3 separate regions of the Homo sapiens genome follow, and regions 1 and 3 are each linked to region 2. A link is an interaction called in ENCODE POLR2A ChIA-PET data of the cell type or tissue named here. Cell type or tissue: MCF 10A. All regions are shown on one strand. Region 1 overlaps OSBPL9 (oxysterol binding protein like 9). Region 2 overlaps OSBPL9 (oxysterol binding protein like 9). Region 3 overlaps EPS15-AS1 (EPS15 antisense RNA 1).

What was found. Peaks named below come from ENCODE experiments on the same cell type or tissue, not always from the same donor. Only the 100,000 strongest peaks of a DNase experiment are listed, where the experiment ranks them.
Region 1: POLR2A ChIA-PET joins it to region 2 with 5 read pairs; 3 of 35 experiments call an interaction of 5 or more read pairs at or near these places.
Region 3: POLR2A ChIA-PET joins it to region 2 with 7 read pairs; 2 of 35 experiments call an interaction of 5 or more read pairs at or near these places.

What each region holds. Positions count from the first base shown.
Region 1 is chr1:51,749,792-51,752,291 of GRCh38, forward strand. It overlaps OSBPL9 (oxysterol binding protein like 9), which reads left to right. Exons shown (of 24, transcript NM_024586.6): 8 at 354-404. Among named protein-coding and RNA genes, the nearest start is that of MIR761, 85 kb to the right of the region's middle. In MCF 10A, no CTCF peak of the experiment used is centred here; no DNase peak of the experiment used is centred here.
Region 2 is chr1:51,689,592-51,692,091 of GRCh38, forward strand. The region is part of intron 3 of OSBPL9 (oxysterol binding protein like 9); the gene reads left to right. Among named protein-coding and RNA genes, the nearest start is that of OSBPL9, 74 kb to the left of the region's middle. In MCF 10A, no CTCF peak of the experiment used is centred here; DNase peaks (open chromatin) are centred at 790 and 1,250.
Region 3 is chr1:51,568,612-51,571,111 of GRCh38, forward strand. All of the region lies in intron 2 of EPS15-AS1 (EPS15 antisense RNA 1), which reads left to right. It also overlaps a transcript of OSBPL9 not described here and the pseudogene CALR4P. Among named protein-coding and RNA genes, the nearest start is that of OSBPL9, 47 kb to the right of the region's middle. RefSeq lists enhancers at 647-696, 857-1,016. In MCF 10A, a CTCF peak has its summit at 837; a DNase peak (open chromatin) is centred at 1,350.

The sequences.
Region 1 (2,500 bases), 60 kb after region 2:
GAGTTTGAGGCTGCAGTGTGCTATAATTGTGCCTGTGAATAGCCACTGCAATCCAGCGTGATCAGCATAGTGAGACCTTGTCTCTTAAAAAAAAAAAAAAAGAAAAAAAAATTAGATATTATTTAGTATAAATTAACAATTTGTGGCATTCGTTAAAATTCATAGAACTGCTAATGAATAACTTCATTTGGCATTATCAGCATACTAGAACCCACTAGATCCAAAGAGGATATTTCTTGTGTAGTATAGACTTAAACTCTATACATCTGAACTGATTTTTATATTTTAAGCTTTAACATTATATATCCATTTATTTGAGCCAAGATCCTAAAATCAGTGTTTTGTTTTTATAGAGCATGGTAGAATCAATTAAACACTGCATTGTGTTGCTGCAGATTGCCAAAGTAAGTAAATTTTACTTTCAATTACCTTTGTGTATGGAGTTCAAAAATTATAATGGCGTTTTTCTTTAATAGCAAAAAAACTCAGATCTGAAACATAGTACCTTTCTACATTAAACTGTATTGTGAGCTTATTCTATGGAACAACTGTTGTGTTTGGCTATTATCTTAGCTACTGTTTCTGGTAATGTCATTTCTGGTAGCTGGGAAGGAGGGGAGCATGTTTGAATGACTCATCCCTTCCTTCCATTTTATCCATTATCACTGCTTAGAACAGGGACATATTTTACAAAACCTTCCACAAAAAAAGTTTTTCTTAGAAAATAGAGAAGTAAGTTCTGACAGTTATTGTCCATAATGAAGAATATAATAGAGATATATTTTTTAAATTTTTACGGATTTTTTTCTGGTAGTGAACTACGTTAGTGGATTTTAATTATTCTTCCTTATTCATGAAACAAAATATATTTTGAATTATTGTGGGTTAAAAATTTCATATATGTTGTCTCTTTTTCTGAAAAATTTTGGTGTATTCAACCTAAATATATATTTTATTGCCTGAGAGTTTCTGAAATAAGAATATTATTGTTTGAGAATAGGAATTTTTAAAACTATTTCTACCTCACTACACCCCTTTATTTCCAGCAAGTGGCTAGCAAGGGGTGGGTGACCAGCTCCACAGCCCAGTTGAGAAATGTTGTTTGAATGAGTTTATAATTACTCATCTCTTTTACTTCTTCAGTTGCATATGTTTGTTTGCCAAATCATAGAGACTTTTAACCTACTGTTGTTAATGACACAATAGCATAGGACAGTCCATTTGCATTTGGATAGTAAGGATATTTAGCTTATAAATTAAATGGGGCAATGTCATTTTCTTTTGAGGCCTGATTTAAAATATATTTTTTATTTTTTGAGACAGTCTCGCTCTGTTGCCCAGGCTGGAGTGCAGTGGCACAATCTCAGCTCACTGCAACCTCTGCCTCCTGGGTGCAACTGATTCTCGTGCCTCAGCCTCCTGAGTAGCGAGGTTACAGGCATGCACCACCACGCCTGGCTAATTCTTATATTTTTAGTAGAGATGGGGGTTTCACCATGTTACCCAGGCTGGTCTGAACTCCTGGCCTCCCAAAGTGCTGGGATTACAGGCGTGAGCTACCAAACCCAGCCCAATGTATTATACTTAAAGTGTCAGAACTTAGGGCTTATGTTCTGTTTCTAGATGTTAGTGATATCTAGATTTCCTATGTATGTGTCTAAATTTTTCATTTCCTGTTGTAGATCATAGTATATTCCAAAGCCAAGCAGAAGGAAAGATAGGATTGGAGGCACAAAAGAGATAAAGTTTTTATTTTAGTTTTTCTTGGCTCTGGAATTACATAGGTGAGTAGAAGCACCTATAGTTATCCAAAAGCTTACCTACAGATAACCAGTAAACCACACCATGCCCTGTTTGAGTGACTAGGTATTTTAGGGAATACATACTGCCTTCTATTGAAGATTGGGGAAGCAGAGGAGCTGATACAGTGTTTAAGCCAGTTTGGGTGATCTCTGAAAATCATTCAGGACTTTAGATAGTTGTACAGTAGGTCAGCCTAGCCTATTTCAGTAGCTCACTGTTTAGCCACTCATCGAGAACATTTTTAGTGTAATTTGTACTTGCTACCTGTCTGTGTTAGCCCAGCTTAATAAAACTACGTTTTAGGGTTCTTCGCAATGGATAACTTGGATCACGTAAATGAAATTTGGCCTTTTATTTATTCCAGAAGGAAGTTTTATTGTTGTTAAGTCTTCTTATGTACAAATACAATCCTCAATTATATTTGTACTGTATATGGACTCTGTATCTTTAAACTTAATTTAAATGTAAATGAGACCGTGTCACTTGCCTGCTCAAATACCCCTGATGTTTTCCATCTCATTTGGAATGAAATAGAAACTACTTACGTTCACTGCCCTCTTACCTGTCTCCTACCCTTGCTTGGTCACACCATTCCAGTAACATTGGCTCATTTCTTTTTCTCAGGCAAGACAAGCTTCCCCCCTCCACCCCCGCCCCCGGCTTTAGGGATTTTTACTTGCTGTTCCCTCCACGTGGA
Region 2 (2,500 bases):
CCTGGAGAAGGAAGGTTAATATTCAATAAAACCTCTTTTAATAAGATTCTTGCAGAGGTCAAGTTTACCAAATTTCAGGATTAGTTGAGTCTGAGACTCTTCCAGCCCCAAATAAAATTTTGGTAACCTACCACCTCCTAATCTGATTTTCTTCCTGTTTTCTCTATGTTATAAAACAGCACTTCATTTACCCAATTAGCCAAATTTGAAGCCTTCTGTTTCCCTAAGTCTACATTCCCTACATTCCTCTCTGTATCTGATGAGTTACCATGTCCATTGGATTCCATCTTTTCTTTATCTCCTGTCAATGACATGACCCAGGTTCATTCTTTCTATAGCTTTTTAAGCTTCCTGTTCTCCCTTTTTCTGGATTCTTTTCTGCCAAAGCAACCTCCTTATTGACATTTGAGTGAATTCTCTAAAACCATCCTATTTCTAACATTTTTGTAGTCCTTTCGGTATTATATTAATGTATCTTAAAGATTAAAAACTCAAATCCTGATTTTTCTAGATTTCAAAATTAAGAAATAATGACCTAAGATTAGGCCTTCTCTGAAGCCTAGAGTTAAAATAGGAAATATTTACTGTAGGAGCTACATTTTTTAGGATATATTTACAGATAAATTTGGTGAGGCTTTCCATTGACTAGTAATAATTTAACTAAGAAGCATGTGATTTTAGAATGAACTGAAAAGAACCCATTAATCTACATTTGGTTTTCATTGTCTGCTTTGAGTGAATCACTGATACCTGGTTGCCCACTACAGTGCTGACTTTGTTCCAGAGACTCACAGCATTGCCTCATATTGTCGAAGTGGAAGTTGTGGGGGAGGAACACTTGTGTAAATATTTGCCTGCATTTTATCTGACAGTTTTGGAGACTTCAGCTAAAACTATTCATAAATTGTTGAAAGATCCAATTGTGGCAGCTTTAAAAGGATCATTAAGCAAAAATAAAGATTTCTTAGGAAATCTAATTTTAGTCTCTAAATATAATAATGGAACCCTGCACTGAATAATAAATTAGTGGATCATCATTCCTCATTCAGCAAATATTTATTGAGCACCTATATGGGTGGCATTATTCTAGGGGCTTGGGATACATCAATATATAAAACAGATAAAGATCCCTGCCTTTGTAGAGCTTATATTTCAGAAGCAGGAGGGAGAAATAAACATGAATAAGTATACAATCATGTGTTGCTTAATGATGGTGATCGGTTCTGGGAAATGCGTCATTAGACAGTTTCATCATTGTGCCAACATCACAGTGTGTACTTACACAAACCTAGATGGGATAGCCTAATGTACACCTAAGCTACATGAGATAGCCTATTGTTCCTAGGCTACAAGCCTGTAGAGTATTACTGAAGTAAATACTGTAGATAGTTGTAACACAATGATAAGTATCTGTGTATTTAAACATAGAAAAGATACAGTAAAAATATAGCATAAAAGATAAAAAATGGTATGCCTGTATAGGGCACTTACCATGAACGGAGCTTGCAGGATTGGAAGTTGCTCTGGGTGAGTCAGTAAGTGAGTGGTGAGTGAATGTGAAGGCCTTGGACATTACTGTGTACCACTGTAGATTTTATAAACACTGTACACTTAGGTTACACTAGATTTATTTAAAAATTTTTTCTTTCTTCAATAATAAACTAACCTTAGCTTGCTGTAACTTTTTTTTTTTTTTTTTTTTTTTTGAGATGGAGTCTCACTCTGTCGCCCAGGCTGGAGTGTGGTGGCATGATCTCGGCTCACTGCAACCTCTGACTCCTGGGTTCAAGCGATTCTCCTGCCTCAGCCTCTTGAGTAACTGGGATTACAGGCGAGCGCCACCATGCCCGGCTAGTTTTTGTATTTTTAGTAGACACGGGGTTTCACTAGCCTAATGTACACCTAAGGCTGGTCTCGAACGCCTGACCTTGTGATCCACCTGCCTCGGCCTCCCAAAGTGCTGGGATTACAGGCTTGAGCCACCGCACCCAGCCATTAGCTTGCTGTAACTTTTTTTACTGGATAAGCTTTTTAATTTTTTTAACTTCATGTCTCTTTTGTAATAATACTTAGCTTAAAACACAAACATATTGTATAGTTATAAAAATATTTTCTTTATATCCTTATTCTCTAAGCTTTTTTCTATTTAAGATTTTTTTTTATGTTTTAAAGTTTGTTTTTTTTTAAATGAAGATACAAACACACACATGATCCTAGGCCTACACAGGGTCAGGAACTTTAATATCACTGTCTTCTGCCTCCACATCTTGTCCCGCTGGAAGGTTTTCAGGGGCAATAACAGGCATAGAGCTATCATCTCCTATGATAACAATACCTTCTTCTGGAATACCTCCTGAAGGACCTGCCTGAGGCTGTTTTACAGCTTTAAAAAATAAATAAATAGAAGGCATACACTCTAAAATAAAGATAAAAAGGCTGAGTGCAGTGGCTCACACTTACAATCCCAGCACTTTGGGAGGCCAGGCAGGAGGATTGCTTG
Region 3 (2,500 bases), 120 kb before region 2:
GCTGGAGTGTAGTGGTGCAACCTCAGCTCACTGCAACCTCTGCTTCCCAGGTTCAAGCAATTCTGCTGCCTCAGCCTCCTGAGTACCTGGAATTACAGGCTCCCGCCACCACACCTGGCTAATTTTTCTTTTTCTCGAGACGGAGTCTTGCTCTATCAGCCAGGCTAGAGTGCAGTGGTGCAATCTCGGCTCACTACAACCTCCATCTCCCAGGTTCAAGCAATTATCCTGCCTGGTATTACAGGTGCTAGCCACCATGCCTGGCTAATGTTTGTATTTTCAGTAGAGATGGGGTTTCACCATGTTGGCCAGGATGCTCTCGAACTCCTGACCTCAAGTGATCTACCCGCCTCAGCCCCCCGCCACCCAGAGTGCTGGAATTACAGGGGTGAGCCACTGCACCCAGCCTTAACTTAATTTTCAACCTTACCTCCCATGTTACCACTCTCACTATCCAAAACACACACGTGCTTAAGTAAGATCTGGACTGCCCCAAGGAGGCCTAGTTACATATTTAGGTTACAGATACAACACTCTGGACACATTTCAGATGCTAAAAAAAGGTCACTTCCTTGACCTCCTGTGCCTTTCTCTCACTGAGGCAGAGTACAATGCCTTATTGTAGTGTACCTGTGAGAGGGTCTACGTAGCTGATGACCTCCTTCTCCTCTTCTGAGAACTGGAAAATGTCTCCCTGTGCTATAGATTTCTTAATATGGTACCATGTGCCTCCCCACCTCTGTGGTTTACTTATATTAACATTCAGGTTTAGAGTTGCTTTTTTCAGGTCTTTGAAGAGTCCTGCCACATGGAGGCGGGGTGGAGTTATCATATTAGACATTTTCTGTTCCAAGTGAATCTGAGCGTTTTCAACAACTACAGTGGCTGTCATTAGGACCTAATGGAGCTGACAGTGACTGCTATCAGAGAGCTTACCAAACATGATGTGATACTTGGATCCTGAGTGCATATCCTCCTGGTTCAGGGTGGCAGGAAAGAGTTTTACATATCCGCCACCACAATACTTCCTTTGCTTGTGTTTTACTGAAAACTGAAACACCAAGGTCTCATTCTCATTGCTGAATGCTTCAACCTGGTTGAGAAGGCATAAAACTTGGCATGTTCACTGGTTTGGAGACCTAGAAGCAGAAAGCACAGAGTCTTCAGGCTTAAATACCCAAAAAGCAGCCAGAGAGATCCAGCACTTGACCTCACCAATCTCTGGTATTTTCTTCCATACCTGTGCTGAAAGCTTTGCACACATACTTTTATTCAAGCCTCAGAGCAACCCTGCAAAATGAGTATTATCTCCACTTTACAATCAGGAGGCTGAGTCATAAGGAGGTGAGTCACCTGCCTAGGGCCACATAGCTAGCAAGGAGCCAAGCTGGAATTTTAAGCCACGTTTGTCTGATTCTTTCTGCATACCATGCTACCTCTGATTTTCAAGAGATACTTGAAGACTGTTCTACAACTTTACAAAACAAAGGCCTGTTTTTCCGAGGCTCCCCTGGGTGACCAGAATGAGGTTCTACCATACAAAAATGCTGTGGTAGAAAGAGCCCCTGCACTTTCTGGACATCTTTCTACCATAGCCTCGTAGATCAAATAGTAATCACTGCTAACATTCACTGAACACTTACTCGTTACCAATGTGTTTCATTCACATATATTACTACTGTACTTAATCTTCATAATAACCCCATGAAGTGGGTTCTCCTAATTTCTCTGCTTTATCATGAAGCCATTGAGGCTATTTCACTTGTGCAGGATCACTCAACCAGTTCATTTAATTCTAGAGCCCCCATCTTCAACTATAAGACTTTACTTCCTCCTCCAGAGAGTATCAGGGTAATAATAGATCTCAGAGCCTTTCTAGTCTAACCACATTACTTTATAGATGAGCAGACCAAGCCCCAGGGAGGAAAGGTTACTTACTCAAGATGACAGAGTCACAAATGAAATCATGCCATACAAGCAAAGTCTCCTGGCCTCCAGGCTAGTGGTCTTTCTATTATTCCATGCTGCTGCCCAGCTTACTGGTTAGGGCTCTGTTAACTCTCTGAGTCTCAGTTTCATATCAGCAAAACGTGGAGAATTATTCCTATCTCATAGGATTCCTGGTGAAGGTCAAGTGAGTAAGAGATCTGAGAAGTACTTTGTAAACTGTCAACATAAAATGTAAGGGGCTATCATTATTCGTACTTGGTGAGGTTCCTTTTTTTTTTGGAGACGGAGTCTTGCTCTGTCGCCAGGCTGGAGTGCAGTGGCATAATCTCGGCTCACTGCAACCTCCGCCTCCCAGGTTCAAATGATTCTCCTGCCTCAGCCTCCCAAGTGGCTGGGATTATAGGTTCCCGCCACCACGCCCGGCTAATTTTGTATTTTTAGTAGAGATGGGGTTTCAGCATGTTGGCCAGGCTGGTCTCGAACTCCTGACAGGCGTGAGTCACCACACCCGGCTGGGTCCTTCCTTATGATCCCACAGCTCTCTGTACTT